Regions from separate parts of the Homo sapiens genome. Here region 1 is linked to region 2. A link is a contact called in ENCODE Hi-C data. All regions are on one chromosome and are shown on one strand. The core of a region is the stretch at or near the end of the contact, and the rest is flanking DNA. Distances in the headings are between cores, read along the strand shown.

What was found. A loop is a pair of places that touch in the nucleus more often than their neighbours do. Pooled maps may share reads with other maps.
Region 1: a pooled map shows a loop between it and region 2 (2.4-fold over the local background). The contact joins the promoter of CLEC3B here to the promoter of TMEM42 in region 2. A Hi-C loop is called at or near these places in 1 of 168 maps with a recorded cell type or tissue (Right ventricle myocardium inferior) and 5 of 50 pooled maps.

The regions. Positions count from the first base shown.
Region 1 is chr3:45,024,673-45,027,639 of GRCh38, reverse strand. CLEC3B (C-type lectin domain family 3 member B) reads right to left here and starts at 1,337. Exons shown (of 3, transcript NM_003278.3): 1 at 1,169-1,337. The coding sequence starts at 1,277. RefSeq lists enhancers at 1-455, 456-957.
Region 2 is chr3:44,860,392-44,863,266 of GRCh38, reverse strand. TMEM42 (transmembrane protein 42) reads right to left here and starts at 1,355. Exons shown (of 3, transcript NM_144638.3): 1 at 1,151-1,355. The coding sequence starts at 1,342. It overlaps MIR564 (microRNA 564), which reads right to left and starts at 1,379; the gene lies at 1,286-1,379. It also overlaps a transcript of KIF15 not described here. RefSeq lists silencers at 846-895, 1,226-1,275 and an enhancer at 1,306-1,895.

The sequences.
Region 1 (2,967 bases), core at 88-2,587, 160 kb before region 2:
CCTGGTTTTTCTTCCCAGAGGTAATCACTGTTACTCACTCTTGTGGATCCTTCCAGAAAGAACTTATGCACATACAAGTAAAAATGTATTATTATATAAATCCCTTTTTCAAAGCAAATGTCAGCATCATACTCATTCTCTTTTGAATGTTTCTTTTTTCACTTTGTAAACTGAATCTTGAAGATGATTTTTTTATCAGCAGCCAGATTTGCCCCATTCTTTGTCACAGTGTTGTGAGGCCCCATGGCCCCGATGTCCCTTTATGCACTGCACTAGTTCCTGGCCAGTGGGCAACTGTCCATTTATGAAGAGCCCCGGGAGGGCCTAAGGGAGGCCCCCACAGCCCCTTCTTTCCTTTTCTGTGCCCTTGGTCCTAGCTGCTTGTTTCTCTGCCTCAGTCCCCACCCTCATCCCCTTGGACTCTCTTCTAGCCTCTGCTCCCTGGGGGGGTGACAGCCCCGTCCATTGCCATGACATTCCACTGATGTTGTCTCAACACAGCCTGGGGTGACCTCACTGCAGGCGGGGCTGCAAGGGCAAGTCTTGCTGTAGCCAAAGCAACCGAGGGACACCCCAATCCCCAGAGGCTACAAAGCAGAGCAAAGCTGCTTCTGGTGGACTAGTCTGAGTTACATTTATTTCCTGAAGGCTGTGATATGCTACAGAAATGAGAATTCATTTCTTCTTCTTTTTCTTTTCCCTGTGCATCAAGCAACAAGTGAGGTGCCTTTATATATTTTGTATCATAAAATCTTCATGAGAAGTCTTTGAACAAATACCACTGTCCCCATTTTACAGTTGAGAAAACAGGTTGGAAGACTCCAAAGCCCAGCCTGTGCAGCTCTCCCTGGTAAGGGCTGAGCGCTGCCAGACTCCCAGGCCAAAGGTTTGGTTTCTTTAAAATATTGGGGATGAGGGGAGGAGAGAAGAGCAAAGATCAGTTTGGATGATCTGGAAGGTTCTTCCCAACTCTAAGGGTCAGGGATTCTTATGATTCTGACAACCAACTCTGCTATGAGAGAACTCCCCCAAGCCCCAAAGCCCACTTTACTCAAGTTCCCTAGATGACTCAAAAGGAGGAAAATGAAGGAAAGGAGCATGAGGACACACTAAGGAGAGGGGGACCTGCTCCCTGGAAGATGGCACAGGGCTCTGTCCCCCTCCTTACCTTTCTTGGCATTTACAATCTTCTTGGGCTTCTGGGTTGGTGGCTCGGTGGTGACCTGGGTCAGGAGGGAGAAGAGGCAGAGGAGGAGGTAGGCCCCCCAGAGCTCCATGCTGCTGCGCGGGCGGGGGCTGCTGCTGCCTGCAGCGGGTCTGGGTCCGAACGCAGTGACAGCCACGGCCCAGGCTGCACGTCTTAAGGCAGCAGCCAAAGGACCTCTGTCCAGGAAACCCTCCCCAACTTGGCTGCAGGCGTGCCAAAAAAATAAAACAAACACACAAGCCTGCAGAAGGATGAAGTCCTGAGGGCCACAGAGCCTCTCTGCCAGGGAACACCCACGCAGCATCCTGGCCCTGCCTTCTAGAAAGAAGCCCTTATTTCCTAGGATTCTGAGAAACACACGGTGGTTGTCATCACATCTGCGGAGCAGCTACCTTGGGTAGGGGCTGAGGCTGGCTGTTCACTAACATTAACTCACAGAAGCTTCACACCCAAACCACGAGGGAAGCACTGTCCTTTCCCCATTTTACCATTGAGGAAATTGAGGCTCGGTGAGGTTAGGGAATTTGCCCAGGCTACCCAGCTGTCACGGGGTAGCAATGCCCCCTTATAGGGTGATCTGGGGCTGGCTGTCTGATTGGTTTAGAATATTTGTTATGATTATTTTGTGGCTCTGTCTCCATGTACTTGATGCATTTTTTGGTTAAAAAATCCAAGGGATTCCTTCCCTTCTTGTCTTCCCTTTCTCCTGAGTCCTGTCCTAAAGCCACAAAGTGGGGCATAGCAAAGGTGGCGGAGGGAGAAGCCATCGTGCCCCAGAGGTACCAGAGAGGATGTGGGGAGAATGTGCCCTCAAGGGGTGGACTGGTGTGGGGTGTGGGAGCCCAGCAGGGTGGAGGGAGCATCCTGGGGAAAGCAAAGGCCCTGCCTGGAGTGCTGGAGTCCAAGTGAGGCAAGGAGGGGATCCATGTGGGAGAGAGGCTGGTGGCAGAGACGGGAGATTGGTTACACACAGGGATACTGATCAAATAAATCTACTGAAGACAGTGGGAGTTAGGTTTCCTATTGTCAGAGAAGGAAGTTATGTATATGGAGAGAAAACTGGAATGAATCCTGTTGTGTGGGATTAAAATCGGAATGATCAGTGTACCCTTGTGGCCTTGAATACATAAAGATAAGTCCATATATATAGATGGAAATGTGTGTGTGTCTAGTCCCCACAGTCACTGGGGGGCCTGGAGCAGCCAGCCCCGCATAGCCTGGAGCACTCCTAGCACCTGAATACTGGCTTCTGAATATGACTTTCCACTAAAGGAACCAGAGCACCTTGCAGAAACGGCTGATTCTAGCACTGGGAAGTAGGAGTGGGGTGCAGAAAATGAGCCCGGAACTTGTTGTTTTGCCAGAAAACAAGGAAGTGCTTAATGAATAATGGGAACACGTCAGTAGGACACAGAGCCAGCTTGAAGGAGCCTTCAGTGGTCAGAATCAGGGACAATTTGAGCACCAACATAGTGACAGTAACAGATGGGAAACCACCAGTGCACACAGATATAAGTAAGTAAGGGAACGCATTGAAAGTCTGATGTTCTTCAATGGGATGTTTACATAGCCTCAAAGTATCTGCCCACAAAACACTTATCCATTCCAGAGAGAAAAAGAGCAACTTCATGGTGAAGAAGGCTGGCAGACATCACCTCATCTGTGACCAAAGTAAACATCAACAGGGCCAATAAAAAGCTTGCAGCACCTGGGGGGCTGCAGTGAGAATGTGGCATCACTCCATAGGACTCCGGCCAGAG
Region 2 (2,875 bases), core at 106-2,605:
TTTCTCAGCAGCTGAACACATAGTGTCTTGAGAAAAAGGTGCTTGCTTATAACTTACACCAGGGTGTTCAATTTTTTGGCTTCCCTGGGCCACACTGGAAGAACTGTCTTGGGTCACACATATAATACACTAACACTAATGATATATGATGAGCTAAAAAAAAAATAATAAATCGCAAAAAAATTCATGTTTTAAATTTGCAAATTTGCGTTGGGCCGCGAGTTGGACAACCTTGTCTTACACAAAGCAGCATATGGGCCAGTGGCAACCTGCTTAAAGGGTTATGAAGGTCTAGTTCCTGACAACAAACTTCACGGCCCATACAAAGTTATTCATTTTACTTTCGACCACTTACCCCATGAACTACACCCAATGGGATACTAACCTGAAGCATGGCAGCTACTACTGGATTAGCCCTAAATAGGCTTAACCCTAAATAATCAGTGACCACTGTCCAGGTCAGAGGCTAACCTTGGGCTGCAGACGCAATGAAACCCCTATAGCAAGCAGAGGCTGGTCTACGACGTGGGAGGGAGAGGCAGAGATACACCTTAGCAGACGCCAGGATGCAAGTTTAGGAGTTCTCAGCGTCAGGAAAACATCCAGAACGTCTCTGTCAGTATCCTCTTATGCCTACAGTATCCCAAACTCCCAATTTTCCTGGTAGTGGGGCAGACTGGTCATCTGGTCACAACACCCGTTAATTACGGAGTAAAGGGATGGGCAAGAGGCTTCTCACCTTAAGAGTCACGTGGAGAGAAATGCTCAGGCACAAGGGACTTAAAATGAGAGGTAGAGGGTGGATGTAGGAGGTGTAGTTCTTCCCCGAGAGCGAACTAGCCCAACCGGAGAAAAGGTTTTAGGTCCCTGGTAAGGGAAGAGGCCTCAGTCCCCGACGTCTCTTACCACCTACACTGGACGAGGGTTTGGCGTGATTAGAGGCGAAACACTCTCTGCCACCCCAGCTGACCGCAGCGCCGCCCGCGGCCCGGGGCCCCGGCGGGACAGACCGGCGAGGGTGCGGCGGCGCCCTGCGCCCACCCCCGCCCCACCCCAAGAGCCCCGCGGGCCCCGCAGCGCCCCTCCTCCGCCCAGCGGCGCCCCGCCCGCCCGCCCGCAGCAGCAGCACCAACAGCGCCCCGGGCTCGACCTCGCTGCCGAAGGCCAGCTTGGCGGAGGCGGCGGCCAGGGCCCCGAACGCGCCGGCGCACAGACAGTTGAATACGCCCCAAAAGCGGCGCCGCATCGCACCCGCCTGGAGGTGCGGAGGGAATTCCGCGGGGGTGTCAGGGTACGCGGTCGCGGACACGGCGCCGCCCGGAGGCCCCGGCCTCTCGGCCATGTTGCCTGCTGACACCGTGCCTGGCACCCGCTGCCCGCAGGGCAGAGCGCGCGCCGCGATTGGATGGCAGCCTCACGTGACGCGACGCTCCTGTGACGCCACGCTCCGGCAGGCCCCTTGGGAATCGCTCTCCGGCGCCTCGGAGGGGGCGGGCCAGGTGGCAGAGACCCTGGGCTGTGGCGGCCTCCGGCCTAACCTGTAGTAGGTTTGTGCTCTGGGGAGGACGTCGGGACCCGAGGCCTGAGGCCAAGCCGGGTACTGTGGACGCTGTGGTAGAAGGTAAACTTCTCGCGGCTTAGCCGTCTCCATCCCGGCCACCCGGCTCCCGGTGAAACTTATTAAAGATGCCTAACGGGCCCCGCGCCGGCCCACCGAGTCCATCCACGTCGACCAGGCTTCTCCGCTCCACCCTCCAGCCTGAGGACCGCCGGACCAAGAGATGCCTCGGCAGAGGGCGCTGGGGACCTCCAGACCCAGAAAGACGCCAGAGCCCCATATGGGGACAAGCGCATCACAGAAAACCGAAAAAATGAGGATCTGCGATGAGAGGAAGACAATGATCCATAATCAAGCCACGCAGAATCAACATGACTTCTAATCTCCTGTTATACTTACGTATGTTTAGAATGTTTCCGGCTGGGCGTGGTGGCTCATGCCTGTAATCCCAGCACTTTGGGAGGCCGAGGCGGGTGGATCACCTGAGGTCGGGAGTTCGAGACCAGCCTGACCAACATAGAGAAACCCCGTCTCTACTAAAAATACAAAATTAGCCGGGCGTGGTGGTGCATGCCTGTAATCCCAGCTACTCGGGAGGCCGAGGCAGGAGAAGCGCTTGAACCTGGGAGGTGAAGGTTGTGGTGAGCTGAGATCATGCCATTGCACTCCAGCCTGGCCAACAAGAGTGAACTCCGTCTCAAAAAATAAAAATAAAAATAAAATGTTCCCATTTAAAAAGTACACGTCCTTGAAAATAAAGTGTTGAAATGTATAAAGTGCTATTTCCACTCTCCAGGAAAATCAGTGTTAATAGAGCATTTTTCTATATGTCTATTTAGTTATATATAGTTAAAATGTTAAAAAAATTATAGAATATGTATATGCATTTTTTAAACAAAAATGATTTCACAGTTGAACATACTGTTTAGCAGCATTCTTTTTGTATCTTCTGTTTAGCAAGTTTTTATGGAAGTCCTTCCACACCATGCTGCTTCTCTCACAGGGTGGTTTTGTGGCTCAAATAAAAGCACGGATAAGGCCAGGCACGGTGGCTCACGCCTGTAATCCCAGCACTTTGGGAGGCCAAAGGTGGGTGGATTACGAGGTCAGGAGTTCAAGACCAGATTGGTCAAGATGGTGAAACTCCATCTCTACTAAAAATACAAAAAAAATTAGCTGGGTGTGGTGGCGGGCACCTGTATTCCCAGCTACTTGGGAAGCTGAGGCAGAGAATTGTTTGAACCCAGGAGGCAGAGGTTGCAGTGAGCCGAAATTGCACCACTGCCCTCCAGCCTGGGTGACAGAGTAAGGCTCTGT